3 separate regions of the Mus musculus genome follow, and regions 1 and 3 are each linked to region 2. Evidence: chromatin loops called from intact Hi-C (ENCODE). Cell type or tissue: heart. All regions are shown on one strand. Links, peaks and the distances in the headings refer to the core of each region. The heading gives the core; the rest is flanking DNA. Region 1 has its middle 110 kb from the start of Sec61g. Region 2 holds the start of Vstm2a (V-set and transmembrane domain containing 2A). Region 3 has its middle 93 kb from the start of Sec61g.

What was found. Hi-C counts contacts between places; a loop is a spot of excess contacts. Peaks named below come from ENCODE experiments on the same cell type or tissue, not always from the same donor. Only the 100,000 strongest peaks of a DNase experiment are listed, where the experiment ranks them.
Region 1: it touches region 2 in a loop (2.1-fold over the local background); 18 of 42 quality-filtered maps call a loop at or near these places.
Region 3: a loop joins it to region 2, with 4 times the contacts of the local background. A loop is called at or near these places in 18 of 42 quality-filtered maps.

Annotation. Positions count from the first base shown.
Region 1 is chr11:16,396,165-16,407,043 of GRCm38, forward strand. No RefSeq gene overlaps it. Among named protein-coding and RNA genes, the nearest start is that of Sec61g, 110 kb to the right of the region's middle. In heart, for the core only: a CTCF peak has its summit at 7,668 (motif pointing left); no DNase peak of the experiment used is centred there.
Region 2 is chr11:16,255,834-16,266,712 of GRCm38, forward strand. It overlaps Vstm2a (V-set and transmembrane domain containing 2A), which reads left to right and starts at 1,909. Exons shown (of 5, transcript NM_001290539.2): 1 at 1,909-2,253; 2 at 4,022-4,188; 3 at 5,605-5,655; 4 at 7,081-7,417. The coding sequence starts at 2,175. In heart, for the core only: a CTCF peak has its summit at 5,612; no DNase peak of the experiment used is centred there; H3K4me3 peaks cover 1,273 bases; H3K27ac peaks cover 343 bases; H3K27me3 peaks cover 2,678 bases.
Region 3 is chr11:16,409,695-16,420,573 of GRCm38, forward strand. No RefSeq gene overlaps it. Among named protein-coding and RNA genes, the nearest start is that of Sec61g, 93 kb to the right of the region's middle. In heart, for the core only: a CTCF peak has its summit at 3,128 (motif pointing left); no DNase peak of the experiment used is centred there.

The sequences.
Region 1 (10,879 bases), core at 4,797-9,796, 140 kb after region 2:
CGGGGCCTGAGGCACAAACCTCTCGGGCCAGGCGGACCACTGTGCTCTCACCAGGAAGGTGGCCGGTTGACTGGAGCCTAAGATGGCGTCGCCTCAGAAGCTCCTCAGCCTTCTTAATCATAAATAAACATCAAAAGTCCCAAAACTGAACTTTAGGCAGCACCTAGTGGAGCCAAGATCTGCTAGGCTAAGGGAATACCGAGAAACAATGTAATTGCTCACTCAACCCTGATTTGTGAATAAGGCTCAGCCAACAAACTAATTCCAAATGTGCATGCCCAAAAATCTGAACCACAAGCAACAGGAAAAGCAATACAGCTTTTCTGAAAAAAATTACCAATAGCAATAATAGCAATGATTCCTAATGAGAGCCACTTATACAAAACTCAGACAAAGACTTCAAAGGAGCAATTAAATGTGTGTTCAAAGAATTCAAAATAGATGCAAATAAACTATTAAATGAGTTTAAAGAGGAAAGGAAAAAAATTCATGAATGAATTCCAAGAGAACACAAATAAACAGCTGAATGAAATATAAAATTCAGCTCGGGATACAAAAATGGGAATTGATAAAGAAATAGAAGGGCTGAAGAAAAGCCAAACTGAAATAAAGCTAGAAATTAAAAATAAGACAAATCAAATAGAAATGTCAATGGAAATCCTCGTCAAGAAAATGGATGACACACAGAGTAGAGTAGTGGGGCTTATAGGAAACAAATGAGGACTTCAGTCATCTAATCAAAGAAAGTGATGAATTGGGGGCTGTGGGGGAATCACAAGACTAGAACATGTTCTGTGTTAAAAGACCAAATCTATGAATTATGGCATGGATGAAAGACAATTACAAGACAAAGGCATGGAAATATTTTCAATAAAATCAAATTTAAAAATCACAGTTTAAAAAAGAGATGCCCATACATGTATGAGGCACATAGAACACAAAATAGATATAAGCAGGAGAGAAACACCCTCCACATCCACTTATACTCAAAACACTAAACACCCATAACAAAAACAAAAGACAAAAAACAAACCAAAAGCTGAAAGAAAGGGGCCCATTACCACAAGGGCAAGTCCATCCAAAAACAGCTGTTTTGAGAGGGTGTTTGTTTGTTTGTTTGGGGGGGTTTGTTGTTCTTTTGGGTGTTTGTTTGTTTTTGTTTGTTTTGATGAAAACTCAAAAGCAAGGACTGAAAAATTGTGATTGAAACTCTGAATGGTGACAGCTAGCTACACAAACTAGTGTATTCATCAAAATTATTTGTTATAACTGAAGGATAAAGTCATATTTCTATGATAAAAATAGACTAAATGAATTATTATCATTAAGATAGCTCTAAAGAGAATACTTGAAGTAATATTTCAGACTGAAAATGTGGATAAACACATCCAATAGGCCATGGAGGGTAGGGAAAGGATATCTACTCTCTCCCCTCCTATTCAATATAGTGCTTGAAATCTTAGCAAAAGCAATCAGAAAAAAATGAAGGGAAAAAAGAGATTAAAAATAGAAAAAAAAAAAAGAACCAAATGTCCTTATTTGAAGACAATACAATTTATGCAAAACTCTAAACTACTCATCAGAATACTCATGAAACTCAAAAACACTTTCAGCAACAAGGCAAAATCCACAATTAGCATACAAAAATTAGTAACATTCCTATCTATAAATGAATTACAAAGCCTACTGAGAAACAAATTAGGGAAACAACTCCATTTATAATGTCTGAAAAAATAAAATAACTTTGAACCTATACATGAAAATGAAAACTCTCCACAGTGAGAACTTTAAAAAACTGAAGGGAAACAAATTGAGGAAGACACTAGATGGAAAGATCTCCCATGCTCATACACAGGAAAAAAGAAAATTGTGAAACCACCCATCTCCCAGAGCAATCTACAATTTCAATGTAATTCTAAGGAAAACACCAGTGACTTTCTTCACAGACATATAAGGATATTGTAAAATTCACATGATTGTAAAAAAAGGCTCCCCAGTCCAGGCCACCCTCAGAAAAAAAAAAGAAAGAAAGAAAGAAAAAAGAAAGGAAGGAAGGAAGGAAGGAAGGAAGGAAGGAAGGAAGAAAGAAAGAAAGAAAGAAAGAAAGAAAGAAAGAAAGAAAGAAAGAAAGAAAGAGAAAAAGAAAGAAAGAAAGGAAGAAAGAAAGAAAGAAAGAAAGAAAGAAAGAAAGAAAGAAAGAAAGAAAGAAAGAAAGAAAGAAAGAAAGAAAGAAAGAAAGAAAGAAAAGAAAAATGCTGGGGATATCATCATGACTGATTTGAAGTTACACTACAGCATTACAGCAATGAAAACATTGTGTGCATGGCACAAAAACAGATGTGTAGATCAGGGGTGCTGTTCACTTGCTGGTTGAGATCACCACAGTTCTTTATATAAGCACTGAGTGCTTTGCACTTGCCTCTTAGCACTGCCCTCATTGTGTCTCATACGTTTAGGTATGCTATGTTTTTGTTTTCATTCCACTCTAGAAAGTTGCTGCTTCCTTTCCTTATTTCTTTCTTGACCCATTTTCATTCCAAGGAGTTGTTCAGTGTCTATGACTTTGTAAACATTCTGTTGTCATTACTATCCAGCTTTCATCCATGGTGGTCAGATAGGATGAAGGATGTTATTTCAATTTTCCTGAATCTTTGAGACTTGCTTTGTGACCAAGTATGAGGTCAATTTTGGAGAAAGTTCTATGAGATGCTAAAAAGAAAGTAAATTCTTTTGTTTTGCATTGAAATATTCTGTAGATATCTGTTACACGTGTTTGGTTTATGCTGCCAGTTAATTCCAGTATTTCTTTTTAATTTTTATATGGGTGACTTGTCTATTGGCAAGAATGGGGTATTAAAGTCTCCCACTATCTGTATGAGGGTTAAATATGCGAGTTAAGCTAGAATAGTGTTTGTTTGTCTGGTTTTCATGCCCTTGTATTTGGTGCATTAAGAATTGCAAAGTCCTCATGGTGATTTTTTTTCTAAGCTAAGTATTACTTCTAATTAGTTTTTATTTAAATCTATTTTCTCAGATTTTACAATGTCTATACTGTCTGGCTTCTTAGGTCCCTTTGCTTAGTATATCTTCTTGCATCTTTTTATCCTGAGATTATGTCTATACTTTTTGAGGTGTTTTTCTTGGATGCTATAAGAAGAAAGATCCTGTTTATACATTCATTCTGTTAGTATATTGGGCTGGCGGCAGGGACTGAGACGACTAATATTTATTTATTAGTGAACTGTGTTTATTAATGGGGGCAATTGAGACCAGTGTTGTTTAGCCTTATGAATGATCTGAGTCTATTGATTCCTGTTATTTTGTTTTTGTGTTTTCCCCTCTCTTCTGATTTGCTGGGTTTGGATATGTGTTTTCTTGGCTATCATTAACCTCTTTGGATTGCAGTTTTTTCTCTTAGAATTTTCTATAGGACTGGATTTGTAAATAAATACTTCTTGAATTTGGTTTTATCATGGAATGTCTTTCTCTCTCCATCTACTATGATTAAAAGTTTTGCTGGGTGTAGTAGTCTGGGCTGGTATCTGTTATCTCTTAGAGTGTACTTAAAGTGTATAGAACAAATATCCAGGCCCTTCTGGCTTTTAGAGTCTCCATTGAGAAGTCAGGTGTTATTCTAATAAGTCTGCCTTTGTATGTTACTTTGACTTTTTCCCTTACAGTTTTAATATACTTTCTTTGTTCTATACACTTAGTGTTTTTGTTATTAATATTTGAGTATTTCTTTTCTGACCCAGTTAATTTGCTGTTCTATATGGTCCTTGTACCTTGATAGACACCTTCTTTTAGTTAGGAAAATTTTCACCTGTGGGTTTTGTTGAAACTATTTTCTATGCCTTTGACCTGGGTTTTTTTCTCTTTCCTGTATTTCTATCATTTGTAAATTTGGTCTTCTCATCCTGTCCCAGTTTTTCTACATGTTTTATGCCTGAATACTTTTAGATTTAACATTTCCTTTGACTGATGTAACCATTTCTTCTATCTTGTCTTCAATGTCTGAAATTCTGTCTTATATTCTGTTGGTGAGGCTTATCTCTGAACTTCTTATTTCAGTTTCTAAATTTATCATTTCCAGATTTCCATCTGTTTGGATTTTCTTTATTGACTCCATTTCTACTTTCAGGTCTTGCACTATTTTATTTATTTATTTATTTATTTATTTATTTTCACTGTTTGTGTTTTTATGTTTTATTAATGGATTTTTTATTTCCTGCTTAAGAACCTCTATTCATAAAGGCTATTTTAAGGTTCTTGTTTTGTGCTTCAGGTATGTTGCATTTTTTAGGTCCCTGCATTAGTATGGTTGCTGTACTCTAGTGGCGATATGTTGTCTTGGCTATTATTAATTGTGTTTTGACACTGACATCTAGCCATATGAATTTGTGATGGTTGTAATTCTTAAAGCTGATATCTGGTCGTGTCTTTGTTGAGTAGGAGTTTTGTTCCTTGTTTTCTATTGCCCTTTCTTTTCTTTGGAGGATGCAGTGGCTGTGACTTTGTGTTTTGCCTAAAACTAGATGCTTCAGGAATCCTTCCAGATGTAGCCACGTTGGGGTTCCAGGTACAAAGTGTTTCTGTACCGACACTTATGGATGGGGATTGGCTAGAATGGGGTAAGGGAGTGCTGAAGGCCTACATAGACAGGAAGAAATCTGCCAGTACAGCTAGGGTCTGCTGAATCCCCTTGAAATATGGTCCAAGAGTGAGGAGAGTTCACAGCTGCTGCCAACCTGGGTTTGAGACTGGAGGATTGGATTTTGCAGAGTGGAGGGAAATTGAAGATTGCCTAGAACTTGCTTAGCTAGTCTACTTATTTCTCTGAAAAGCTTGGTCCATGATCTCCCAGGGACAACCTTCTGGAAAGAGAATGAGTGTTGAAGGGGGTGGGTGAAGGGTTAGAAGAGAAGATTTTCTGGAGAGGGAGGTTAGCTCACTGTAGGTAGGGTTGAAACTGAGGTTGAATTTGGAGAAGAGGAAGAGGTGAAGATCTGCAGTTGCTCCTTGCTTCTATTCTGAGAACTATCTCCATCTTTTTAGCTTAGGCCTATTTTGTCTTTTCCCATAAGATACAAGATTAGACCAAGTGGTCACAGCTAGAAGGATTTCTGATGCATCTACTTTTTAGGCAATATACAGCTACTGTATCCTCCAAAGAATGGTCAACAGAAAACAAAGAACAAAACACTCACTCAACAAAGAAAAGACCATCTGATTTATTATTCTCTGTCTTCTGTTTGGGGAATAGAGTCTATTTACATATTAAGGTGGTTTGTGGAATTATGTGTTCATTTCTGTTATTTTGATGTCCATTATGAAAATTCATCAGAAGTCAATTTTTTAAATATAGCCTTTTTATTGCAATAATTTTAAAGAAAATGGAAACACAGATAGTTTTGCATGCATTAAACTTTCTAGAATGTATGAAGGTGATCCTAATAAGGAGTTCTAGTAATGAGGGAGGCAGTGTCTCACCTGAATATCTCTTGTCACTGGGCAAAGCTTTAAGTATCAAGAATGGATTGCATTCAATTGATTTGGTGGCCAAGGGGGTCTTATGTATATGCCCTAAACAACCCAGGCAGTTGCTTAGAGAAATGGTTGCTCTCCACAAACTGACATTGGGGCCCCATTACCAAGGACATTATAACTCATGAAAAATGGAAAAGTGGAGCTAGTATCTACATAGAGCCGTCAACCCTACATTCTAGTCTCTTTGGTTAGGTACACGAATGGCTATTGAAATTTAAAAAAATGGACACAAACCTAGCCACAAAAACTTTGAGCTATAATCTGTCCTGTCTGCAAAATATGCTAGATAAATAATGGCACTAAACTTGTGGGAGTAGACAATACATATACAATTTGTATGAAGGCCCACTCCACAAAAAGGAACCCACACTTGACACTGCTTGTATAACCAGGAATCAGAGACCTAGGATAAAGCCAAACACTATTAGTCTAAATAAATAAGTAAATAAGTAAATAAATAAATAAATAAATAAATAAAACCAGTGAAATGATTCCTAATGATATTCTGATAAACTCATAGGTTAACAGACATCATTAGAACAGTTTCTTCCAGCATCAGATAGGAGTGGATGCAGACCTACAGCCAGGCATTTCTTAGAGAGCAAGTCTAAATGGGAGGTCTCATCAACTCTTTCCAGACAGAGCTCAGGGAATCCTTCAGAAGAGGAAGCAGAAAGAATATAAGTGCCAGAGAGGAAAAGGAACACCAGAAGAACAAGGATCCTTGAGAGAGGACACTGGGAGAGCAAGGCTCTTTGAATCAACTAAGCAGGGCACATACCAGCTCATGGGAACTGACACAACAAGCATGGGTCTTACATGTATCTGCACTGAGTCCTCTGAATGTTTTTTTTTTTTTTTTTTTTTAGCTTTCAGCTCAATGTTTTTATAGGACTCCTAACTGTGAGAATGAGACCTCAGTAGGGAGAGGATTTCCTTTTTATTCCCAATAGTCTTTCTTTTTGCCAACAGAAGGCCTCTCTTCCTATAAATAGCCCTGTTGATATGAGTGGTCGCAAAGGCATACCAGCTATCAGTGTAGATATTACATCTCTTATCTTTTCTCAATACCAATGTCTTGTTAGATCTATTCAGCTTTCTGTGCTTACATTCAAGCTGAGAGTGGCTCTACCCATATGATCTCAGTGTTTGAGACTACCACTGCCCCAGCATATGTCTGCCCATCATGAATGAAGCTACTACCATGGGTGAAATATGTTGTGTCTGTATCAAACCAAGGGGTATTTTGAAGATCTGGTCTGGTCCCCTGAACGTGGGCTAGGATGTTTGAACAGTCATTCAGCAACCCTTTGAGATCTGGATCAGGCAACAGGGTAGCTAGATTCAGGGCAGTTGGGGCCTGAAAGATTATCCTATGGGGTTGAGAGGAGAGACTAGTAATGAATCATTCTAGTATTGGTCAGCCATTGATTGGGGAATTGTTTAAGTATCCCTTTGATAGCATACTGTGTGGTGACGGTCAGACTCTGGCCCATTGAGAGTTTGTTAGTATCCTTGACCAGGAGGGCCATTATAGCAATGATGTGCAACAAGGGGGCCACCCTCTGGTCACAGGGTCTAATTTTTTTGATAGGAAGATCAGGGTCAGGGCCTAAGAGTCTGCATCAATACTCCTTTTCCTACCCCAGATCTCTTGTCCATGAAGAGATGAAAGGACTTACATCTGGCAACTCCAAGGTGGGTGCAGAAATTAAGGCCTTCTTTAAGGCATCAAAGTTTTCTGATGTCCCTCTGTCCATATAAAGTTCTGAGGAGTCTCTTTGGTGGCCTCATATAGCACTTTAGCTGTTTTCAAAGTCTAGTATTCAAATTCTGCTGAATCCAGCAAACCCCAAAAATTCCCTTACCTGGCAGGGGGTCATGCATATTGGGCAGCACAGGACAATTTCTTTCCTGGTCTCAGAGAGCCATCTCCATCGTTTTTTTGGTTTTGTTGTTGTTGTTGTTGTTTTTTAATATATACCCTATATAGGTCACCTGTGTTGGCAGAGCTGAGCTTTCATAGTGGAGGTACCATAGCCCAAATTTCCCAGGGCCTCCAAAAAGTCCTGGGTTCCTGTCAGGCATATTTACTTGGTCTCTGCTGCCACCAGGAGGTCATCTACATACTGCAAAACAGTCAGGTTAGGGTGGTGGACTCTATGCTCACTCAGATCTTCATGGAGGGCCTCATCAAAAATGGTAGGTAAGGTCTTAAATCCCTGAGGCAGACGAGCCCAAGTCAGCTGTCCACTAATCCCAAGCTCAGGATCATGCCATTTGAAGGCAAAGAGATCTTAGCTCTTGGTTTCCAAGTGTTAACTGAAGAAAGAATCCTTTAAGTCCAGCACCCTGTACCATTGACACTAAGAAGGAACAGCACTCAAGAGAGTATAGGGTTTAGGGACTATTGGGTGGATATTCATAACCCATTTGTTTACCTCTCTCATAAGTCTTGTACAGGTCTATAGTTGTTAGTTCCAGACTTCTTGACTGACAGGAGGGGGATCTCAGAACCCCACATTTAATAGCCTCATGATACAGGGGATTATTCCTTAGCAATCAGAGACTCTGGGTGCTATTGGACCTGTACATGCTCAGCTGCTGCCTTGAGATCAATCCAAATTAACTCCTCCTGTCTCTGCCCAAGTGTTGGGGAAGCTACCTAAAGCCAAGTAGTGATTTCATCCTCTGGGATGGGCAGGGACTCAAACAACCAGTACTCTTCAGCTAGAGTCGTGGTCAGGACATGAATAGGCTTCCAGTTTGAACCTAATAGTTTGGCTCTCTGGGGAGGAATGAAGTTGTGCCCATTTTTGTCAACAAATCTCTCCCCAAGAGGAGGCATGGACATTCAGGTACAACAGAAATGAGTGGGTTACTCTGCCCATTTCCAAGTTCACTGTTTGTTTGTTTGTTGGTAGTCCATGAGTATTGTTTAATTCCTCTTTCCCCTTGGACCCAGGATTTCTTTGAAGAAACTTTACCCTCAGGCTTATAGGTTTTGCCTCAACTTTTAGAGTTATCCTGGACTCTGGGAGAGGATCTGAACACCCCCCCCCCCCATTCTTCATCCTCGAAGGCTAGGGTTTAGATAGGCTGCTGCTGCTGCTGCTGCTACTGCTTCTTCTTCTTCTTCTTCTTCTTCTTCTTCTTCTTCTTCTTCTTCTTCTTCTTCTTCTTCTTCTTCTTCTTCTTTTCTTCCTCTTCCTCTTCCTCCTCCTCCTCCTCCTCTTCCTCCTTCTTCTTCTTCCTCTTCTTCTTCTTCTGGCATTTTCTGGCCCAGTACTCCTCCACCTTACAATAAGCACATTGGTTCTTTCTTAAGTGTGGGTATTCTAGATCCTTAGGGCACCCCCTTACCTCCTTCTTTGGAAGCTATCTGTTTTAGGCTTCTCCTATGGTCTTCTGGCTTGGCTGTGGCTGACAGCAGGATCTTTGCCAGGTCTTGAGTCTGTAGCCTCTGTCCTCTCATCTGTTTTTCCTCTGAAGTCTCTCTTCCATTAAATACTCTCTCTGCCACTATCACTAAGTCCCTCACACTCTTTTCTCCTAACCTTTCAACCCTCTGTGCTTTTGATTGATATCTGGTGCTGCCTGATTAATAAAAGCTAGGGCTACTCCTCCTTTTGCTTCTGATGAATCAGGGTCCATGTGGGTGTATTGTAGGAATGCCTCCATGATCCTCTCTAAGAAAGCTGCAGGACTCTTATTATCTCCGTACCTAATGTCATACATTTTCGCAGATATGTGGGCCATCTGCCTTAAGGCCTTCCAGCAGAGCCTGACAGTAAACCAAGAGCCTCCTCTTACCTTCAACAGTGTTAAAGTCCCAATCTGGGTGAGTTAAGGAGAAGTAAGCATCAATAACTAACTGCTTGGTTATTGCTGATCTCCCCTGTGGAGCCAGGAACCTGTTTCTTGGCCTCTTTCTGGATTCTCCCTCTCTTTTCACCCCTACCTTATGTAACCCCTCAGGCAGAACAGCAGTTGCCACAGGCAGCTCCATCACAGGTGGGGAGCAGGAGACCTGCTGAGGGAGACAAAGCTGAAGCCAATGTGGGCTGCCTCCAGACCCAGTGTCTGTCCTCCTTCCTTTGTGGTGAAGAGAAACTGCAAAAAAAAAAAAAAAAAAAAAAAAAAAATGTTGACAATCATCCCAAGTGCGCTGGTAGGTGAAGAGGTAGAAGAAAAATGGTGAGATACCAGTTACTGAAAGTATGACTGGAAAAATAATCAGAGTGAAAATAGCGGTTAATATAGAAAGATAAATAAGACTAGAGAATGGAAAACTACAGATGAAAGGAAACAAAAGATATAAGGCAAGAAGATGAGGTATTCTTGTCTAAAAGAAAGAAGAAAAAGCAGTACAGAACTGCAACTGGACAATCTAAAGCAATCCCAGATATCTGGCATCTGACACAGGGCTTCCAACTGCAGGTCGGTCTGTACCCTTAGAGAAAAACTATCAAGGAGAGAAAGAAAGAGAACAGGAACATAGATGAGTCTGGTCTGGTAAGCAGACATTAGCCATTAAAGGAGGACAATGTAGAAGTGAAGGGACAAGAGCTGTGTTGCAGCGATGTCTTGTTTCTAGCTGGACTTTCACAGCTTTGGTACCTGGAGTTTGCCAATGCTACCTCATAGCTATTGCCTCTATGGTTGCTGCTTTCTTCCAGTGCCTTGGCTAACTCTGCATGTTTTATTTTATTTTATTTCATTTGAAATTGACAGCGCAGTAAAGGAGTAGTATTAACCTTTCTCATCTATATTCACCACAGCCATGGTTGTAGCCAATTGTAAATTAAAAATATAAGGAGAAAACTGTTTCTTCGCTGAAAAATGTACATGTATTCTTCTTGTCATTACCTAATAAACACAATATAATCATTGTTTTCATTATATTAGGTATTATAGGTAACCTGGAAATGAGTAAATATATGTAGGACAATATGCATAGTTTCTATGCAAATATAAAGCCATTTCATAAAGAAACTTCAGCATTCATACATTTATACCTACAGAGCAGTAGAATGAACATATATGTATATATTATATTAATATATACATTGACTGAGAAGCTGTTTTACTGTTTTCTAGATTTGTGAAGTAAAGTTTCTATTAGCTTATCACAAAATGACAATTAAAATAGATTCAGTCATATAGATTACATTTGGAGCTTAAAAAAATGCCCATGCTAAGTGTTTCACATCTGCCTCCACAGCTGGCACTTAGTAACTACTCTTTAAGGATGGGGTAAGTATCATCATAGAGTTCAGGGGGACATAGAAAGGTGGAGATAGGTGATAAGTTAATTTATGGAATAAATAGG
Region 2 (10,879 bases), core at 2,652-7,651:
TGGTGGAGCTCTTCCTCTGGACTGGAAACTATTTGGACAGCAGATAATCATGAAGTCAGGTCGTTCTCAAGACACGTTAAGCTAGTGTTTATGCTGAATGCTGCAAAGAAAGCTAAAACCCTGTAATCTCTTCCCACATGTCAAGTTAGGCCTAACATTTAAATGACAAGATGACCTGCCAGATGAGCATTGAATGCGTGCAATATGTTGTTTGGTTTTTGAAGTATTGGTTGCTGTGGAGTGTTTCCCTGCATTGTGTTTCTATGCACTGAACAGCTTCTCCAAGACAAAATGGTAGAACAGAAGAAAGACTTTTTAAAAAAAAAAATTATGACAGACTTCAAAATCCTTTTTCTGCATTGGTTGCAAGGAAGATGGAGAATATGTCTAGCTTAAACATAACAGATGTGAAATATTCCCCATGCCTATCAGTAATGGGAGTAACTATATTTTCACAAAATAAAATGTTTTGCCATGAAGTTCATGTACCTTCATTTTTTATTTTTATTTTTATTTTTTGATATTTTAAGTTCCTGATGCATTCAACTGTAGCAGACAAGTGCTTTAAAATACTATGGCCATGGTAGGGTTAAGTTTTTGTGTGACAGGAAAGCCATCAGCCAAGCACAAACTCAAAACTTATAAAATGGAAATATATAAACTTCACTGGTTTCTGGTAGCATTATTAAGATTAATGCATATTTCCAATTACTAAGGAAGACTATATGTCTATCTACATAGGAAACTATAATGAAAATAATTTAAATTATTCGGTGATTTTGGATAAAAATAAAATTTAAAATGCAAGTTCATTGACCCAGGGTTGAGTTGGGCAAGAACTGATAGGAGTTTCTGAGTGTATTTGTTGTTTTAAGATTCTTAATTTTAAGAATACAGTATACAACTCAAGCTTTTCCAAAGCAAATGACTAGGCTTATTCCAAGTCCTGAAACTTACTGGAGGGTTGTGTGTGTGTGTGTGTGTGTGTGTGTGTGTGTGTGTGTGTGTGTGTGTGTGTCTGTGTGTGTGTGTGTGTGTGTGTGAGAGAGAGAGAGAGAGAGAGAGAGAGCCTGCTAAAATATTGTCTATTCACATAATCCTAAAGACTATTATGTAATTAATGTTATGCAAAAGGAACTGAACAAAACAAAAATAAATCTTGTAAAGAGGACCTTAATGATTTGCAAAACCCCTCCTCCACCCAGAATACTGTGGGAGGGAGGCAACGCAGGCAATGGGTATAAGCATGAAAAAGATGATACGCATAGCGTTATGGACTTTTCCTTCTGGAGCATTCTCTAATACATGACTTTTGTACTTTTTGTGCCTTCCATTCGCCAGCTGGAGTGATCTGGTGCCTGCATGAATGGCCTCTCCTGGGCTGTAAACTGCTTACAATACATTCTGGTGAAATAATAATAGCATAAGATCATTTTAGCTGGAGCAGTTAATAACTGGTTAAGCGCCTTTTTCCTCCGTGGGCTGTTTTCATCTCCCCAAAGCAGTCACTCCCAACCCACCCCACTCCTCCTCCGTCTTTAACAATGCCTCAACTTCCTCCTGAAATCCCTAACCCCTACCCCAGAGCAAACGCCAAGACCCTAAACCTGTCCTTCTCTCTTTGCAAAACGCCATCTGATCCAGCTAAACCCGAGCTGACTGATGGGAGTAAAGGCGGACTGGAGAGCAGAGATCTGCCAGGGCCCCGCATCCCCACCCCCGGCCGGCAGGTGCGCAGTCCCGGCGCTCAGAGAGTTAAAGGCATCATTGCAGCCATTAGAGGCAAAGTTGGGCGCCGCGCGAGCCCAGTCCGCGCCGCCCTGCGCCCGCTCCACTCGCCGCGGGCTCGCTGGGCGTGGGGAGGGCGGCGAGCACGCAAGCCGAGCGACTGACGTGGGACGAACTGCCAGGTAGCGGAAGCAGCCAGCCGGCGGCGGAGACACTTCACGGCGTGGCAACCCGGGTCTGTGCCTTGAAGCCTCCGGATCGCAGCCAGCTCGGTCCATCCCTCACTAGTCGCAATCCCCTGTGTCCAAGCTACTCTTTGCTATGAGCGGCAGCATGCGTGCAGTATCGCGCCCCAGGCTCTGAGAGCAGCCTGCGGACACGCTTGCCTATCTGTCTTTTTAGGTTTTGGGGCTCTGGGCTACACGGATGTGCCCCACTCCCTTGGCATGATGGGGATCTTTTTGGCGTCTGTTGGATTTATGTTCTTTTCCGTGTTATATGTACAACAAGGGCTTTCTTCTCAAGGTAAGTCGGTTGCTTGTGATGTGTTTGTGGTGATGCGTGTGTGTGCTGAACCAACTCGAAGAATGGACAGACAGCTGGAGAGTGGCTCAAACCAAGCCAATAGCGGGTTTAGATAGTATGAATAGTGTTCATTTGGGCTTTTTCTCCCAAAGTTTATTAATTGCAAGCAAGCCAGGTTTCCGAGAAACATCTAGTAGATGCAAGCCAGGTAATGATGGGTGAGTTCAGTGAGCACATACACAGGTGTGTGTGTGTGTGTGTGTGTGTGTGTGTGTGTGTGTGTGTGTGTGCATTTTCACTGTGCATGAAGAAGGCAAGCACTCAGGAATACAAAGCTGCTCTTTGGAAGGGGCTCCTCTCTGGAGGCAGAAAGCTGTAGTCCCCTTCTCTGGTCCCTGTGACTTCTTCCCCATGTGTTTACCAGAGGACCCACAAGGAGCTATGAATTGCATCATAAGAGGCAGCAGCCTGCTGGGCCCAGTTGTTCAGGACTTTGCAGGCTGCGGTGGTTGCTTCAACACCATGAGCAAATCACAGTTTTTGCCTGCTGAAGACTGCATCACTTCTGCAAGCAGAAATGCCCCAGTCCACTAGCTAATGTAAGCAGAAAAGCCTTTTCAGACGGTACCTTTTGAATAGTGTCCATTTCTATAAAACATAAAATGTTCACTTTAATTATTGCTCAATTTGGGGTTTCATAAAACAGTGAAAAGAGACACCCAGATTCACTATCTTTAAGAAAAGAGGAGAAAGTGGCTGTAATCATTCCTGCCAGCCTTTCAGTCACCCTCCTTTCATATGTGTGCCTGTGCTTGTCCTCTTCTCTCCCCCACAAATAAAAGGCTCCTTCTAGACAGACATCAGGTCTTTGCAAAGTACCCCTTGGATAAGCTAAGAACAATCGCCTTCTTAACAAAAAAACAAAAATTCCATGTTCGAGGATCCCTCTAGGGAGGGAGGGGATTTTATTTTTGTGACTTTCACATGGATCTATTAATCTTACAAGCTGGCAGTGTCAAGGTTAGTTGCAAAGGGGCTAGACGGAGTCTCTGTGGTATCTTTCAAATAATCTTTGATCTGATCTAAACATGCGATGTATGATTTTTATATCTCCTTACATATTGCAATTTACAATGGCTTGAAGGGAACAAATGTGAAGGTTAACTTGTGGAGATGAAACATATGCCTCTTAGATAGTGTGCAACTTGTTTCACTACTGTGGGCTCCAGAACAAAATTGCTAACCACTGTTTTGAGAGATTAAGAATGGGCATTTTGACATATACTTATGACCCACTTCTAACAGGAAACATCCCAGTTAGTCATAGATTGTTGAGAAACTTAAGAATCTAGAGGCTTCCTCATAGATCATTTTTGACAGATGGTCTAAATTGCACCTCCCTGGGTCTCTCAGTAAGTTTTAGGGAATGCTGCAATCTGACAAAAGATGTTTGATTCTAACTCTAGGCATCTTGGCTAGCAACAAGAGCTATTGGCAAGCTCATTAACCTTTCCATTATCTGGACTTGATCAACAACAAAGTGATTTAGGCACTACACCAAGAGCAAGACATGCAGAGGCAGAACAGTGGGGATGGGGAGGCCCACAGGGGTGTGCTAAGGGCTTGTTGTTGCTGTTTTTCTTTTCTTTTTTCAAGGCCCACGAAAAAGAAAGGCCAAGCAAACAAAAACTTGTGTTGAGTTCTCCAGGAAAGAGACATTGGCAAAGCTGGTGTAGATACACCAAAACGGTGCATTTTTGTCTTGCAGCAAAATTTACCGAGTTGCCGAGAAATGTGACTGCTACCGAAGGGCAAAATGTGGAGATGTCCTGTGCTTTCCAAAGCGGCTCTGCTTCAGTGTACCTGGAGATCCAGTGGTGGTTCCTTCGGGGGCCAGAGGACCTGGAGCAAGGCACGGAGGCTGCAGGCTCGCAGGTAGCCATAGCTCAAAGCCCACAGAGCCCCCGCATGTCACTTTGTTAGTTCTGTGCAGGTCTATCTAATCATTAGCCAGGGACCAAGGCACTGCCCATGGGGCTTCCTTGCGCTGGGAGAGTGAGCAAGGTTGAATTTGTCCTAGTGACAGTAAGTGAAAAACACCTAGGAAGTCGCAGGATCTGAGGGAGACTTTCCCAATTTAGACTGGAATTAAACAGCTCTTAGTAACGGGTATTATGGAGCTATCCAAACAGGCAGTGTGTCTCTGATACAGCTCAGGACATTCTCCCACCCTCCACCAGCCTTCTGTTTTCCCAGCATCAAGAGGGATGTTCCTCCTCTCCTTTCTATTCTCTTCTAGTCTGTCTGTCTGTCTGTCTGTCTGTCTGTCTCTTTCTCTCTCTCTCTCTCTCTCTCTCTCTCTCTCTCTCTCTCTCTCTCTGAAGGAGTGAGAGAGGCGGGCAGGAGGGAGGGAGGGAAGGAAGGCGGAGGTGGGGAGGGGGAGGAGAAAGAGGAGGGGAGGTAGCAATGGGGTAGACATCAGAAAATAAAGGAGAGGCCCTGGACTTGAGAGGAAAGTAGAGCAGGAGATGAGTAAAGGAGGGAGAATGGAAGAAGAGGAGGAAGGAAAATCTAAAGAGAAGCTAGAAGAGTCGTGGTAAGAGCGGGAACCCGGAGGCCCACGAAGCAAAAGGGACTCGGACCTGAGACCTAGAGGATGAGAAAGTCTGTAGAAGAGAGCTGCGGACTGGTCAGCAGCGAGAGCAGAGATATGGAAATTCTTCCGGAAAACTTCTATCCTCACTCTTGTCCTCGCCTGGGTTCTCCGAACCCGCAGGCCAGGCAGACTGAACTGCGAGGCACAAGACCTGGCAGCGCTTTAACGCTAGCACCGGGCCATCCAAGGGGAGCACAGCCTTCAGGGATGCGGGGCACCACAGGGACTCTCCAGAGTGTCTCTAAGATAGAGGAAGCCGCCAGAACCTCGGTTACCCTTAGTGACCGGGAACCGGCGACCATGGGAATGCTTGGGGACGACAGGAACTCTCCAGGGTGTCACTAGGACAGAGGGGACCACGGAGACCTTAGGAATTCTTGGGGAGAGCCGAGGACTTAGTGATGCCCAAGGAAGACATGGAGACCCCGGGAACTGCTTGGGAATCTGGCGCGGGGACGGGGAAATTCAGGGATTGTTCCAGGGAGGGACAAGGGAGGCAATCCAGCCCCTAGCCTGGCCTCGGGACTGAGTGCGGTTGGGACCTGGGTCGTTCTTCCGTCTCTTAAATTGCTTGGTTTGAAGCGTTTCAAGAAGGGAAGACGGGATCTCTACTAGCAGTTGGGGCGCTGCAGTATCGCGGCGCCTGGGACTGAAGAACTCGGGCGAGGTTGAGCATTTGCACCCTTGTCCTACAGGTGGAGCTCTTACCCGACAGAGACCCGGACAACGATGGGACCAAGATTAGTGTGAGTGTCACAGGGACCAGCGACAGGGGGCACATCCTTTAGTAAACTACCAAGCAGATCCAAGATGGATATTAGTAGAAACGGTTTTAGATGTAAAACCGTTTAATTCATTGAGCTTGAAGAGGTAACTTTACAAAATCAGAATGAGAGACAGTTCTCTCTTTATACCTCATTAAATCCCTAAAAAATGAGTCAAATTTAGAGTCCATAAATAAAATTGCATGTTTTAACCATGTAAATAATTACAAATTTGCCATAGTGTTATTTTGTTAGCAAGTAGGATTATTGCACTGTTTTTTAGTAATCTTTTTCACACTCACCTAACAATGAAGGCCTGCAATACTTCAACATTAATAATTTTAATAATTCAAAGTAATAGAATTATACCTACTCTCAATATAAAATAAAAATCTCAAGAAAACAAAAATGAAACCATCCGTTAGGACTTTGAAATGTAATGAAGTAGTGTAACTCAATTTGGATATTATTCATAATTCATGTAAAGTATTTCTAAATATTGTATTCAAATAAATCACAAAAATATAAAACCAAAGTAAATATACACCTGTTTTTAGCCCAAACTGGCCTGCTGATAATATAAAGATGTGGATTATTTGTAATAATTACAATAGCCATGGCTAGAATATCCTCCATCATCCTTCATTTCTATTTTTATAAAAATCCATCATATTCTTAAACCTGGCATATGTAATCTTTGAGTCTGTCAGTCATGGGTTGACATATAATATATATCAAATTTAACTGCATATATGTATATATAGAATACACAGTATATATTTAATATTACATTTTAGACATATGATCTTATTATTAATCTGGATAAGATTATTGGAGTAAGTGGGGCTGACCTCAGTTTTGAAAATCAAATCAATGTTCCATTAACAGCATCACAAGTTTATATAATGACTGGAGCATATTACTGAGCCTTATTCTGTAGCCTGAGTCCTGCTAGTAGGACTCAGTAGTAGTCTGTTAGTAGGCAATTTGGAAAAAAAAATTACTCTCTAAGTCTATAAGTAGTGTTTTCAGTAAAGTGCACCCTCTTTTATTAAACTATTATAGCCAACACTCCCACTACCCCTTGCCCCATATTTGAGGGAGTTGTCATATAGCTGTAAAGAAGAAAAATCTATGCAGTGTTTCATCCAGCAGAGCCAACCAGGCAGAGATCAGTCTCCTGTTATGACAGTCTGGGAAACGAGGACAGTAGAGTCACTCTGGCACTGCTAAAATTGCACTTATGACCTCTCAAGTAGGCTTGCTCATAGACCAGGATAAATAATGACCTTCAGGTTTGTTCTACGAAGCCAATAAGATGCTTAAGTTTCCCAACATTAGTAAATTTAAAGGGTGGGAATAAAACCCTTTGATGTGAAACTTTGTTTTTCACCTGCAATTTTTCAGACAGTGAAAGTCCAAGGCAATGATATCTCCCACAAGCTTCAGATATCCAAAGTGAGAAAAAAGGATGAAGGTTTATACGAGTGCAGGGTGACTGACGCTAACTACGGGGAGCTTCAGGAACACAAGGCCCAGGCCTATCTGAAAGTCAATGCCAACAGCCATGCTCGGAGGATGCAGGCCTTTGAAGCCTCACCTATGTGGCTGCAAGACACGAAGCCTCGAAAGAACGCATCATCGGTGGTTCCCAGCAGCGTCCACAACTCTGCCAACCAACGAATGCACTCCACCTCCAGCCCTCAAGCGGTAGCCAAAATCCCCAAGCAAAGTCCACAATCAGGTATGAAAACGCATTTTGAGCCTTTCATTTTATCACTCACAACCCTGCTACCCAAAGCTCGGTTCAGTAGCATAGAGAGATTATTATTAAATGGCTTTTCAAATAGGAGACTGAGTTCGATTGAAATAAGGAGACATGAGCCATTCAGAGCAGGAGGCTGGACGTTCAGGATGAGTTTGCTCCATTAATCCCTGGCACTGTTTCATATCCAGGGATCTGAGAGCTGCACCCTTTTGTTCTCCCCCTTCTTTCTGTATTTACACACTATAAGAACAATAAATCATGTAATGTTGGCTCCATTATAAATGCATGTTCATTTTCTCTACAGATTTATGTATCAATAATGACCCAAATTAAGAGGCTTTCACTTAATCAAAATGGAAATGAAAAAGACTCACCATAATCATCCATATATTTAGTGACCTCTGGCTTTAAGCAGAGCTATTCTCCAAGGGCTTTTGATTTTGAAGGAGAAACTTCAGCTGCCTGAGATGAAATTGATGGTGATAATGGCAGGAAGTAGGGGGGGGGGTGGGCAAGGAAACAGTGCAGAGATAAGGCAGCTCCTACAAATGTGCCTTGGATGCCAATTTGGAAACTTAGTCACACATCTCTCGAGTCAGCTGTGCAAGTTAAAGTAATTCTGAACAGCATTAACTTATGCAATTGTTCCACCAATGGAAACTCACTCTACTTCTAACCTTGATGTGGGATAAAGGCTGGCTGTGTTGAGCAGGCTTGTACAAGACCCCCAGCTGTCCTATTTTCTCAAACGCTTTGCCTAACACAGGATAAGGGGAGCATCATACCTGATATACATGGAATCACTTGTTGTGATGAGTTATTGCTTCTTTCTTTCCACTTGCAATTTTTCTGGTAGTGAAGTCCAAGATAATACTATCCACGGAAAGCTTGAGATAGCCAAGTGGGGTTTATGCCATGAGTCCTTACAGAAGTGCAGGGTGACTGAAGCCAGCTATAGGGAGCTATAGCAGCACAAGCCCGGGCCTACCTGAAGGTCATTAGCAATAGCCAATGCACACTTCTAAATTCTAGCTTGTTAATATGGTTAAGAAATATAAGTGCCAGGTCTAGGGTATAGCTCAGTTATACATCACTTTATTAATTTGTGTAAAGCCCTGGATTCAGCCTCCAGCATCCTAGAAAAAAAAATCAATCAATCAATAAAAACTAATAAAATTACGTATGCCAACATGCATCTCCTCTTTATGCTTCTTGTTTGAATAGACATGATGTAGATTCATCAGGAAGCTCAGATGGGGTCCTGTGCATTCTCTTTGCTTTAGATGCTGATGAGACCCCTGTTATGTTTTAATCACATTAACATAGCCATCTGCTGAGTGATGGCTGAGCCTTTCTGGAAACCAGTTTTTCTGGCTTTGTTTAATTTTTCTTATGATCTCTTTTGTTTTGCAAATTCAAAAACAAAGCCTGTAGAGCTACTAATGGTTTCATTGTGAGAGTATACAAATGGCTATCTCAATTAGATTTCTTAACTATTATTTTCCAATGATGAAACTGTGATCTTTTCATCTTCTTTTATATTATAACCCCAAGAGGCTAAACTCTACCTGTAGAATTACAGCAGTCCTTGGCAGTCAATTTACAATAAAATTAATGAGAATTCTAAACCCCAAAGAGAAGTTATTAGCATATATAGAATATTCCAAGCTAGACACCATAAATCTGTGTGATAAAGTCAAAAGGAGCAAATATTACATGTGAGAAACTAAAAAGAATGAAGTGTTCTCTTTCTAAAATATCCTATCCACTTTATGATATAAAATAATGTACTCTAAAAATATGTACTTTATTTTGCTATCTCTCTTGGAGCTGTGATTGGAACTAAATTATGAACTGAATATCTTCAAACAATTTTCAAGTAAAATTACTGCCCATTTTGCATCTTCCCATCAGCCCTGTCCTTAACGCAAAATTGTTTTCCTAAAGGTTAAAGGGGAGAAGTGTGTCTCTCCTGGAAGCCTCTATCCAGTAAAAGCTTTGTGTCACTCCCTTCCTGGCTGTAGCAAAGAGGAACCTAAATTTTCTCAAAATGTTCAGTATTCCTTCTTCTACCAGTGGATACGGGAAAAATCTCCCATGCGCTTTTATCCACAGCTTCTAATCCTCTTGTTCAGAAGCCAAGGCTTTCCAGCCACTCTAATGTGTTGTCGAAGTTTCATGCCTGCACGATCGTCTCATACAATACAGTAATTGAGATGGATATTTACACATTACATAGACATTGTACATGTGACACTCCTGTCCCAGTTAATAATTTTGCTTCACAACTTTCACAAAAGACTCAAGTGCACCTTATTACAGCACCTCCTTTATTTACTCATTTACCTTCCATGTATGCAAGGCGTGACAAACAGAGGAACACAACAGTGAAAGGCGCACTTACTCCCTCTACAGGATTTGTTTAGTTTCCCATTTGGAAAAAAAATAAAATAAATAAAATAAAATAAAATAAAATAAAGTAAAGTAAATTAAAATAATTGAAAATTTTTAAAAATTAAAAAGGATATCCATAGATTCCATAGAGTGTGCAGTTTTTTTTTTTTATGGTGAAGACCTAAAAATGAAAATCTTTCTGTGAGTGACAAATGTCTATACTAGCCTTTTATGGTTTATCAACAGATATAAGGAGGCTTACATCATGTATAGCAGTGGTTCTCAGCCTTCCTAATGCTGTAATCCTTTAATACAGGCCCTTGTGTTGTGATGACACGGAACCATAAATTTATGCTGGTGCTACTTCATAAATTAAATTCTGCTACTCTCGTGAATTATAATGTAAATATCTAATATGCAGGATATATGATATGTGGCCTCTATGCAAAGGTAGTTTAGCTACCGGAGAGGTCATGACCCACAGGTTGGAAATTTCTTTTCTCTAGCATCATCATATTAACCTGTGCCACAATAAACTAGTTTCTTTGGCTCTTTGTTTTTATTACACTCTTTGGCTTGTCTATTTAGATTCACATGCTTAACTATAAATTCATACAATTTTCCTGCCAAGTAATTCCTGCATCTTTACAAATGAAACATTAGCTGACAATAACTTTAGATAGAATCTTCAAATTGTTTTAAAAGTTAATTTAGCTTTAAAGCAAAATTAAGATGAAAAGGAAGAGAGAAAAGCTGCCTTGTGACCTACTATATACCCTGTGACCTTCCATATCCCACCAGAGATAATAGTGCAACTAGTCCTAGGTGTTTTCCCCAACAATTTCATCAAAGTTAGTGATTATATGTGTTCCTTTCTTTCTTGTAATTATTTTCTTTCTCTCTATAAAATCTTTCATAAATGACAAAGTTATAAATTCTTAACTTTTAAAACTATTTAAATTTTATTTTTATCTTATAACCAGAACTAAATTTGAAATAATAAAGAAAATATAATGCAAACAGTTAGACATAACTTTCTTACTA
Region 3 (10,879 bases), core at 21-5,020, 150 kb after region 2:
GGGGTAACTATTCCTATCTTTTTAGCCTGTCTTCTTCAGATGAATTGGATTTCCTGAGCAGTGATCTCCTGACCAGGTGATTGACAGGCTCAGTTGGATTAATGACTAATGGTAAGTACAGTATGCAAAGCTGTAATCTTTGGGGACATATCAGAATGTCTCCACCCAGGGCAAGAGGCAGAGTTCATATTCCATTCTTCTGACTAGGAGATGTAGCTTTGCCTTAATGGGCTTTAACTGTAGCCCTTATACCTCCACTTTGCATATGGTAAGTGGTGGATAGAGTCCAAAGCTGATCATGAAGAAGGGTTCCATCATCAATAGCTTCTAAGCCCACTGTCCTTTTCAGGACCTACAAGACCCTGCTTATCTCATGGCTGATTTGTACTATGGAAGGTAGTGGCAACCCTAAATGATTGATCTATAACCTCATAGTCTTCGTCTCTAATATAAGAAGGGAGCACAAATTTCAGCAGTAGTAAACAAAATGCGACCAAGTCTTTGAATCAATAAAAGCATGCAATTAATAAACATGCCAACTATAACTCACTATATTCTTATACACTGCCCTTAAAAAAATAAAATTTATTTTATTTTCTAAAATGTAAGGGAAATATGGGAGAAAACTAAGCTGTGTTGCTACCTTAACTTGGGAAGTTCTTTGTGATAAAACCATACCGTCGAGATATGTTATTCATTATCCATTCATCTGTTGCTATATAGTAACATATGTAATATAATTCAAAGCTCTTTCATTCTCCCTCCACTGCTATTTTACCTGCTTTATTTCCCAATCTTTTTTTTTTACATTTTCCTCTTTACCTATTTAAGTAATACCAAAGATTATTTTCAGCTAATATTAACATATTGTTTGGGAGAACTCTCAGGCCCGATTGCCACCATGGAAGCAAAGCAAAGATGAGGCAATCTTGAATGCACTAGACACCAAATCAAGTTACTTTAGGTGAATACTGGAATTCCACTGTTTTTACCTATGGTTAAAATCTATAATTATTTTATATGGGAATCCAGAGAGTATGAAATCAATGTAGATCTGAATGAAAAGAAAGGAGGGCAGGTGCTGGCACTGTCCTCAGTCAGGTTGGCCCTCTCCTCCTCACCTGAGAGCATTACAGGTGGTCAGGTCAGAACAAAGGATGTCCGGGTTCTCAGCCTTCTTAGGCAAACAATTGAAAATAAGGGTTCACACCAATTTCAAGGTGTGAAATCAAGTAATCAAGGTAGCTTTACTCATAGGCAAAACCATGGTGTGATTATGAAGGGAGACAGTGTGAAGACTGACAGCTCATCTCAAGGACCTCGGGACCTTCATTTTATGGGGTTCAAGAGAAGTAGTTTGGTAACTAGGAGGTATAGTGAATGTGGTTCTCTGTCTTTACTGAAAGATCAGCTCATATATTCACTTTCCCCTCCCCATAACACATCTAAATTTAGTCATACGCATGTCCAGATATGCCTAGGCATGAGATGGTAAATAATATAGTCTAAAAGAGTACTAGGAGACACAATTATGCATTATCCCACATGTACCCAGACCGGACTGCCCTTCTATTCTTCCTGCCTAGATATATTATCAGAGCACATGGAAAGAAACTGTCCAAATGTAATTGTCTCTGGGGCTGAGGACACTTACACTGTAGCTTAGAGATGTTGTACATGTGGCCAGACTCAAGTGAGAGGTCAAGGTGGTTCTGATGTTTTGAAGTGCATGGTTTGTGTGCACATATCTGCAGGTAAAGGACAGGGCTTCCGGGTGCGTTATTACCAGGGTGTGTGTGCATAAACCTAAATCAAATATGCCCCCAGGGTACTAAATTACTTCATTTATGTGCCTTCATTAGGTGGTCATGGTCAGGGCACTACCCTGACCACTTCCTAAATCAGCCAGTCTAAGATCTACAGCCTGATTTTGAAAGAAGACCAGCCATGGAATGTGTACTGTGACTAACTTGACTTACTTCAGAGAATCATATAAAATACATCTTACACGAGGGAATGGTAGTTGAGTGTCCCCGTGAAAAAAACAGCTCAAAGCCTGGATCTGGGGAATGTTTTCAGCAATGAGAATTACCAGGATCCTGACCTTACATAAATTCATTATGTAAACAGAGATAAAGTGCTGGAGGCAGGAACACTTCAGGCAAGCAGTGAGAGTCATACCCTTGAACTCTAAGTTCATTATCCAGCAGAGGAAAAACACTTTGCATAAATCATTACCAACCAGTGCTTGCTGCACTAGACAGGTTCTCTGTGTATAAAGTCCCCAGGGTCTCACCTACCTTGGAGTAGATTTAGGAATGCTCCACTCAGACCAGAATGAGGGGAGACTAAAAAGAGTCCATCTGGCATGCCAACAAAGTAAATGAGGAACAAGGCATCCGAGAAATTAGTGTTAGCCTAGAAGCAGAACTACTGAGCTCTCCAGAAAGGGGAAAAGAAACCTTCCATAAGAAGTCACAGACAGGTAATAAGAAATTTCAATCAGGTGACATTGAAAATTAAACTTCTTTTGATGAAAACACCGTAGATTTCATTCTTGACAAAGGTAAAGAGATGGAGAGTGGTGGGGAGAGCCTAATGTGACATCATCGGGCTTTATTTTAGGGAATCAATGAAGATCCAAAGTGGAAGATTATAGGAAGCAAAAGGAGCTGCAGAGACATATCAGAGCCCTGCAGAGATTCAATGCAAACTGCCTTTGAGTGTGGGGGAGGGAGGAAACAGAATTTTTTCAAGTCTGAGAACTACTAGACACCCATAAACAAGTGTTCTACGCCCCTTGCATTTGAGAGTCAGGCATTAATATTTCATTATTCAGCTGAGTTTCCAGAGATCTATCACGAAGTCAGAGATCAGGATTTTGTCTTGCATCACTGCCCTCAAGTGGCACGTGCTTGGTGTCTGATTCTAAAAACCGCACCCTAGGATTTGGGTTTCTTCGCCTCAGAGTCACTCACTGGTTTGGGAGGCTTCAGCATTAACCTGCTTTATGGAACAGAGTTCAAGCACAGTGAACAGAGCTGGCATTCAAGAATTCAGTGTGGAACTAGTGAGGGCAGTTACTCCAGTTAGATCGCAGGACTTCTAAACCTTTCTGCAATGCTGCCACCTACTGTCCTGTTTAAAGCTGAGCACAGGCAAAGCCAATCCCACTGCTGCAGAACAACTGCTGGCTAGGAAGGGAAAGGAAGTAATTTTTCCTGAGCTAGGAAGAGATTGCATCAACTTGAACTTGAAGAATAAGAGTGATCTGTCTCGACTGTTAACTAGAGCTGCCTTTAAAGTCAGGCTAAAACCTGAAAGAGAAAAGTCTAAAAAAAAAAAATCGCAGCAGTTGGAACAGACATCATACCTCATACACTCAGAACACATCAAAAAGTAACCAGGTTCCTTCAGTCTCTATGGACACAAAATATGGCCTCTGAGTTCATTTCTTTAGAAAGGGGGGGGGGGGGACAGGGACAGAGAGAGAGACAGAGAAAGAGGAGTGAATGTGTGTGTGTGTGTGTGTGTGTGTGTGTGTGTGTGTGTGTGTGTGTGTATGAATATATAGTCATATATACAACCTCAGAGCCAGTCAGATACCTCACCCCACACCCCACCCACCATCTGGGCCCTTTCCTTGGAGGGACAGCCAGGTGGAGAAGCAGTTTGTCTAAGGAACAACTAATGAATGAAGTGAAAGTTTTCCTCTCACTCCATAGACAAGGACAGGACCATAGGCATGCCATTTAGAAAAGGCAGGCATAGGCCAGCAGAGACCCCTGCAGGGTAGACTATGCCAAGCCCTCTGCACTGTCTGAAAAGCCTACCTGAGAGTCTAACGCTGCCATCTAAGAAAAAGATCCTCTTTGTTTTAAATTGTCCTAGACCTGCCTTCTGAAGAATTCTTCCTTGATTAACCAGCTTCATTACCTTAACTGTTATCTGGCACTATTTCTTTGGCTAATAATTTCTTTCCTAATTCCAGATAAATCTCAGAGTTTCTGACTCATTTACTTCAAAACTGATCTACTTATCTATCACTACACCAAAGTATTTTCCCAGAACATAAAATCGACCTTGTCAACCCTTCATTTTTTTCATTTGCTTTCTCAGTACTTACCTACATCAGCTTCAGAGAGAAGAAAACAAAAAATAAAAAAACATTATTTTAACCATTGACATGAGGTTTTGCTATAGTAAGATTACAGCTCAAAACCTTTTATTTCCTTACCTTATTTCTTGCTTTTTGTGCTCCCAAATGCTTTGGAATTTGCAACCATTTGAGCATTGAAGCCTCTTGAAAATTACCTATATATTTTGAGTTCTTCTCTGTCTTTGAGAATCATGCCAATACAGCCCAGTGTAGCAGATAATATATTCACATCTCAACATCTTCAATTACTTTTACTACACTTGCTGATCCATGAGTTTCACACTCTCTCTCCAAGGATATTACAGACAATAATTGTACTGAAGTATTTCCAGGATATAGCATAGCTCATCATCTGCCTTGCCAATCACTACCCAATCTAAAATCAATATCAAATGTAAGATTCTATAGATAAAACTATTCCTTTTTGAGAGACTAATTCTTGTACCAGTCCTGATAGTCTATTTTGTTCCGGTTCTCAAATTTTGACACAGAAATGTTTCTGTCTTCCTCATGTAGCAAGTTAGAGCAGTCTGGTTTGCCATCAAGTCATGACACTGGCCAGCCAGTCTCATTTCTTTGTAACATCTTCATACTCAGCACACAGCCTCCAAAGAATTGCCACCAAAGAAGATCAGAGATATCAAAGAAGTCCTTTTGGTGCTGGTTTCTAGTACCAATCATGTTTCTTGTTAACGCAGCAGCCTTTTCTGAGTGCCTGCTAACTGTTGGATAGAAACCACGCAAGGAGTCAAGACATAGCAGGAACACAAATTATTTCATTCCTAGATCTTGTGTTTTTTCACTGTATTAGGTGAGATAAGTGTGTGACTGATAACACATTTTCACAATTGATTACTCTGGTAAATAAGATGTATAGTAAGTAAAAAGCAGTGTAATACAAGCACAGACCTAGCTTGGGGGTGAATGGAGGCTGTACAGCTTGACATTTATACCAAGGAGACAAAGAGAAGAACAAGAGGAAGCAGCATTCAGATCACTGGTTTTACATACGGGTAGGGGAGAGTGCCGCCCATAATGAATGTTGTAACTGCCAACAGCAGTCTTGGTTGAGAAGATCATGTATTTCTTTTAGGATACACTGAAACCACAGTTTACATGAGATCTTTGTGTGGAGATGTCAAGTAGACAGCGGGAACTAAGGCAGAGCTTATTTGTAGAGCAGAGCCTTATGCCATAATGAGATATATGTATATAAACATACATATTTCTTTGGGCTTGCACTGTTACTTTAGAAGACATCTTAACAGTGCTGTATTCCTCCCACAAGATATACTTTATTGACTGCTGTAGTTTGGATACTGAATGTTCCACCTCCCATGACCATGTAGTTATATTTATAAAACATCTTTATATATTTTATATAAATATTTTCATTTAGTCCCCAGAGTGGCACTATTGGGAGCTCATAGAACTTTTGAGAATTAGCTCTAGAAGAGATCTTTAGATCATTTAAGGTGAATACTCAAAAGCCATTATATAGTATTAGCTCCTTTCTCTCTCTCTCTCTCTCTCTCTATTGAGTCCTGGCATTAAGGGAATGATTTTGTTTTCTCTTATTGCCACTATGACATGCTCTCTTGTCCAGGGATAAAAACAACTATAATAGTCTAAATTCTCAAATCTGAGTCAAAATAAACTCTTGCTCTTTATAGAGCTGATTGCCTTAAATAGTTTTAGAATGAGTGTCAGATGATCCCTAGGCAGTAAGAAACCAGTCATAAAGAAGGAAGCAAACACTTCTAATGTGAGCAGCTACAGATAGCCCTGTGTTGCCAGGTTCTGAACTCAATGGCCTTTCAATAAACTTATCAGTCCATGCAGCTCTTGTTCCAGGAAGAAATCAGTCATCACACACACCCAGGGATTCATCAATCATTCTTTACCTCTCCAACCATTCTTTTATAACCTCATACTCCACCACACATGAATGTTTTTGTTTCTCATTCTTTGAGCCCCCCATTCCGCAAGAGTTTTTCCTTCTCTTGCTGTCTAGAGAATTTGCATAGTGAGTGTTCTTTCTCTTGATTCTGTGGGCATCATCCTTCATAGTCCCTGAGGCCTAATCATGGATGACAGAAACAAGGCAATAGTTTGTTCTAGAAAATGTTTACTCATTGAGGAAACAACTCCTTGCAACAAACAGAGCAGTACAGAAAAGCACAACTGATCAAACTGCAGAGCAACGAAGCTCAGTCCCAGGATAATCTGCAACGTGACTCCTGCACCTAAGGCTTACAGATCATTGCTCAGAATTAATTTTAAATGAGACCATTCCTGTTGCCAGCCAATTGATTTGTGACAATACTGAATCACTGAAATATCAGCAAGAAAGACTTGCCAATTTTGACTGTCACTTTACATATCTAATATGCCCATAAACACATGACTAAAAGCAACATGAAAAGCATTGACCATTTATTGTCATGTATTGTCTTCCCATGTTGTAGAAGACAAGGCCACTAATTCTTCTGTGTTATTCTGCATAGTTTACTCAGCCTCTTAGGAAGCAAAGTGCTGGTCTCAAATTTCAGCTTCACTTTACTTTAAACATGTAGCTCTGCTTAAGAAATTAATGTTTATTGTAGGTCTTTAATATGAATACATTAGTAGTAGTGCATTTATTTTAATTCAGTTGATTGTTAAAGCGTAGAAATCTGTGTCTGAAAACCTCAGAACATTATTTGAAATGACTCTTCATATGAATGAAAATCTACAAAAAAAAAAAAAAGAAAAGAAAGAAAAGAGAACCAGTTGAAGGTCACCATGCAAGGAGACGACTGTGCAGCAACAATTAAGAACAGGCATCTATTTTAATTTTTCAGGTGTGTGTTGATGAGGTGAGTTGGAACTGTTTAATTGCTAATCTCTCAAAGGAAGGAACACACCATGTTAATTAAATGCAGTGATGATAGAAAATGTGGAGGTGGATTAATCACTTCTAATGACAGAACAATTTTCCTTAAAAGTGAGTTTTACAAATAAGAAGTAAATTAACCAAAAGGGAACTCTGTTCTTAGAAAAATGCACGCACACACACACACACACACACACATACACACAGCCAAAATCCTCCTGCTGTTTAGATTACAGTATGTTATGCTTTTAAAGTTGTTATTTTAAAGGCACAATAATCAGTAAAGACCAGCATCTAAATCTCACTCCTTGAGCTAAGACAAACCAAGCATCTGCTATGTGCATATAAAACCCTGGCTGGGAGTCAGTGTACCTCTTTACCTTGTATTTTAAGTCCACTTATGTTGCCATGTGGCCTTCTATATCAATTATAAGAAATCAAATCACTTTTCTCTGGTACCTACCTAATGTAACATATGAAACATTTTAAACAAGTAGGAATTCAGGGTTATCATTTTCTTAACTGAAAATGCTTTAGAAGAACACGCACACGTCTCCAGAAAGCATGTGAGTGTTGATTTACAAATGTAGAAGATGATCTTATGCAAAGTACAAGTTACAAAGATGAAAATATCTGCTATTGGCTAGTATCTCAAACTAAATATTGTAGCAAGGAGAACTGCAGTTGATGTTGATTCTCAGCAAGCTAGGCACAGAAGTAGGATACATACAGGGGAGTGAGCAGGGACCAGGAGGTACAGTTCCTATATGAGAAAGGAGCCTTACTGCGTTCTTCTGTCACATTAAAAGTCAAGATTCATCACCACCAATCTATCTCACATAAACGTGGCACCTAGCATTTTAATCATAGCACTTCAACCCTGGCCCTCAAAGTGCCTAAAAGCAAAATTGGCCCCAAAATGAAACATTGGTCAGTACCATGAGCACTAGTTGCCCATCACTAAAGTGAAAACTGTATTTCATTTGATACTTTTCTCCTGAAGCTTAGAGTGCTTGAAGATATGTCATTGTTTAAAATATCCACAGCACTTGTATTAACTACTTTCTCTTTATTGTCACAAAATACCTGACAAATGCTGCATCAGAATAGAAGAATATATTTTGGCATAAGAGTATATTTTCCTGTCATGGCAAGGAAAGTGTGCTGGTGAAAGTCACTAGAGTTATTGGAGCAGAAGCAAAGGACACCTGGTCACATAGCTCACACAGTCACATAGCAAGGACAGGTGAATGCCCAAGCCCCAGCTGCTTTCTCTTAGGTGTTAGTCTGGGTTACAGATCATGGTGCGATGCTCCTAGTTAAAACTCTCTGTAAGCACTCACAAACAAGCCAGTTGTCTTTCCCAGGAGATTTTATGCTGTCATGTTAACAATCATGGTTAACTATCACACATCTACCCCTTATAAACTTGACAACCAACTTTTTTTTCCTTTTTTTTTTTCCATTTTTTATTAGGTATTTAGCTCATTTACATTTCCAATGCTATACCAAAAGTCCCCCATACCCACCCACCCCCACTCCCCTACCCACCCACTCCCCCTTTTTGGCCCTGGCGTTCCCCTGTACTGGGGCATATAAAGTTTGCGTGTCCAATGGGCCTCTCTTTCCAGTAATGGCCGACTAGGCCATCTTTTGATATATATGCAGCTAGAGTCAAGAGCTCCGGGGTACTGGTTAGTTCATAATGTTGTTCCACCTATAGGGTTGCAGATCCCTTTAGCTCCTTGGGTTCTTTCTCTAGCTCCTCCATTGGGAGCCCTGTGATCCATCCATTAGCTGACTGAGCATCCACTTCTGTGTTTGCTAGGCCCCGGCATAGTCTCACAAGAGACAGCTACATCTGGGTCATTTCGATAAAATCTTGCTAGTGTATGCAATGGTGCCAGCGTTTGGATGCTGATTATGGGGTGGATCCCTGGATATGGCAGTCTCTACATGGTCCATCCTTTCATCTCAGCTCCAAACTTTGTCTCTGTAACTCCTTCCAAGGGTGTTTTGTTCCCACTTCTAAGGAGGGGCATAGTGTCCACACTTCAGGCTTCATTCTTCTTGAGTTTCATGTGTTTAGCAAATTGTATCTTATATCTTGGGAATCCTAGGTTTGGGGCTAATATCCACTTATCAGTGAGTACATATTGTGTGAGTTCCTTTGTGAATGTGTTACCTCACTCAGGATGATGCCCTCCAGGTCCATCCATTTGGCTAGGAATTTCATAAATTCATTCTTTTTAATAGCTGAGTAGTACTCCATTGTGTAGATGTGCCACATTTTCTGTATCCATTCCTCTGTTGAGGGGCATCTGGGTTCTTTCCAGCTTCTGGCTATTATAAATAAGGCTGCTATGAAGATAGTGGAGCATGTGTCCTTCTTACCAGTTGGGGCATCTTCTGGATATATGCCCAGGAGAGGTATTGCTGGATCCTCCGGGAGTACTATGTCCAATTTTCTGAGGAACCGCCAGACTGATTTCCAGAGTGGTTGTACAAGCCTGCAATCCCACCAACAATGGAGGAGTGTTCCTCTTTCTCCACATCCACGCCAGCATCTGCTGTCATCTGAATTTTTGATCTTAGCCATTCTGAATGGTGTGAGGTGGAATCTCAGGGTTGTTTTGATTTGCATTTCCCTGATGATTAAGGATGTTGAACATTTTTTCAGGTGCTTCTCTGCCATTCGGTATTCCTCAGGTGAGAATTCTTTGTTCAGTTCTGAGCCCCATTTTTTAATGGGGTTATTCGATTTTCTGAAGTCCACCTTCTTGAGTTCTTTATATATGTTGGATATTAGTCCCCTATCTGATTTAGGATAGGTAAAGATCCTTTCCCAATCTGTTGGTGGTCTTTTTGTCTTATTGACGGGACAACCAACCTTTAAAACACAGCATTCATCCTGTGGCCTTCAAAGTGAATTTAATTCATCCATACAAGTCCTCCAAATAGTAATAACTCTATTTGAAATCCCAACATCTCTTCTGACACTCAAGAGCAATTCCTAACTTTGTGTCAATTTAAAATTGAGAAAAAATACATTATGTGCATCCAATATACAGTGGCATAGATCAAACTTTCCCATTCCAAAATAAGAAATAGCTGGGAAATATTGAACTAAAGAAACTACTAACCCAGTGAGGACAGTATCATACCTTCAAACTCCATGTTCAGTGTCTAGGAAACGTCAATGACATCAAATGGACCAATGAGCTTAGACAGCCCATCTTTCTGTTCTCCCACCTCATAAAGTACATTTAGGAGGCTTCTAACTTGGGCTGGTTCTACTGTACACTGAGAGTTCCTCAGTGGATGTGAAGTCATGATCCTGGTCTCTTCATCATGCTGGGGTCTCCACTGCAACTTGGCACCTCACCATCACACCATGGAATAGCCTCGCAGGGTCTCCTTGAAAGAGATTTGACCCTGCTGCTTATTTTCAGGCCTTAGCAGTTTTCTAGAACCTTGATGCAAACCTCTATAGTCTGAAATCTCTTATATGCTTTTATATAAAAATCTTTTATGCTTCTAAAAAAATAAAATAAAATAAAGAATTATGTGGATTATTCAATCAAGTTCAGTAGTGGCTTCAAGATGCCTTTTTCTAACACAGCTTTAATGGCCTGTGTGTCTTAACAGGAAAACCTGCAAAAACACTTCCCTGGGAGGTGATTCTTTGCACAGAGTCCTTTCAGTGGCACCCTCAATTTGGAGTCTTTCTGCTCTAGAGTTTCAATAGTTAGAGCTGTCTACTGGTAGAGTCTTATCCCAGTAAAAGAGGTTCCCTTTTCAATGACAGTAATCTCTTAACAATCTAAAATTGTTCTGTATGTACC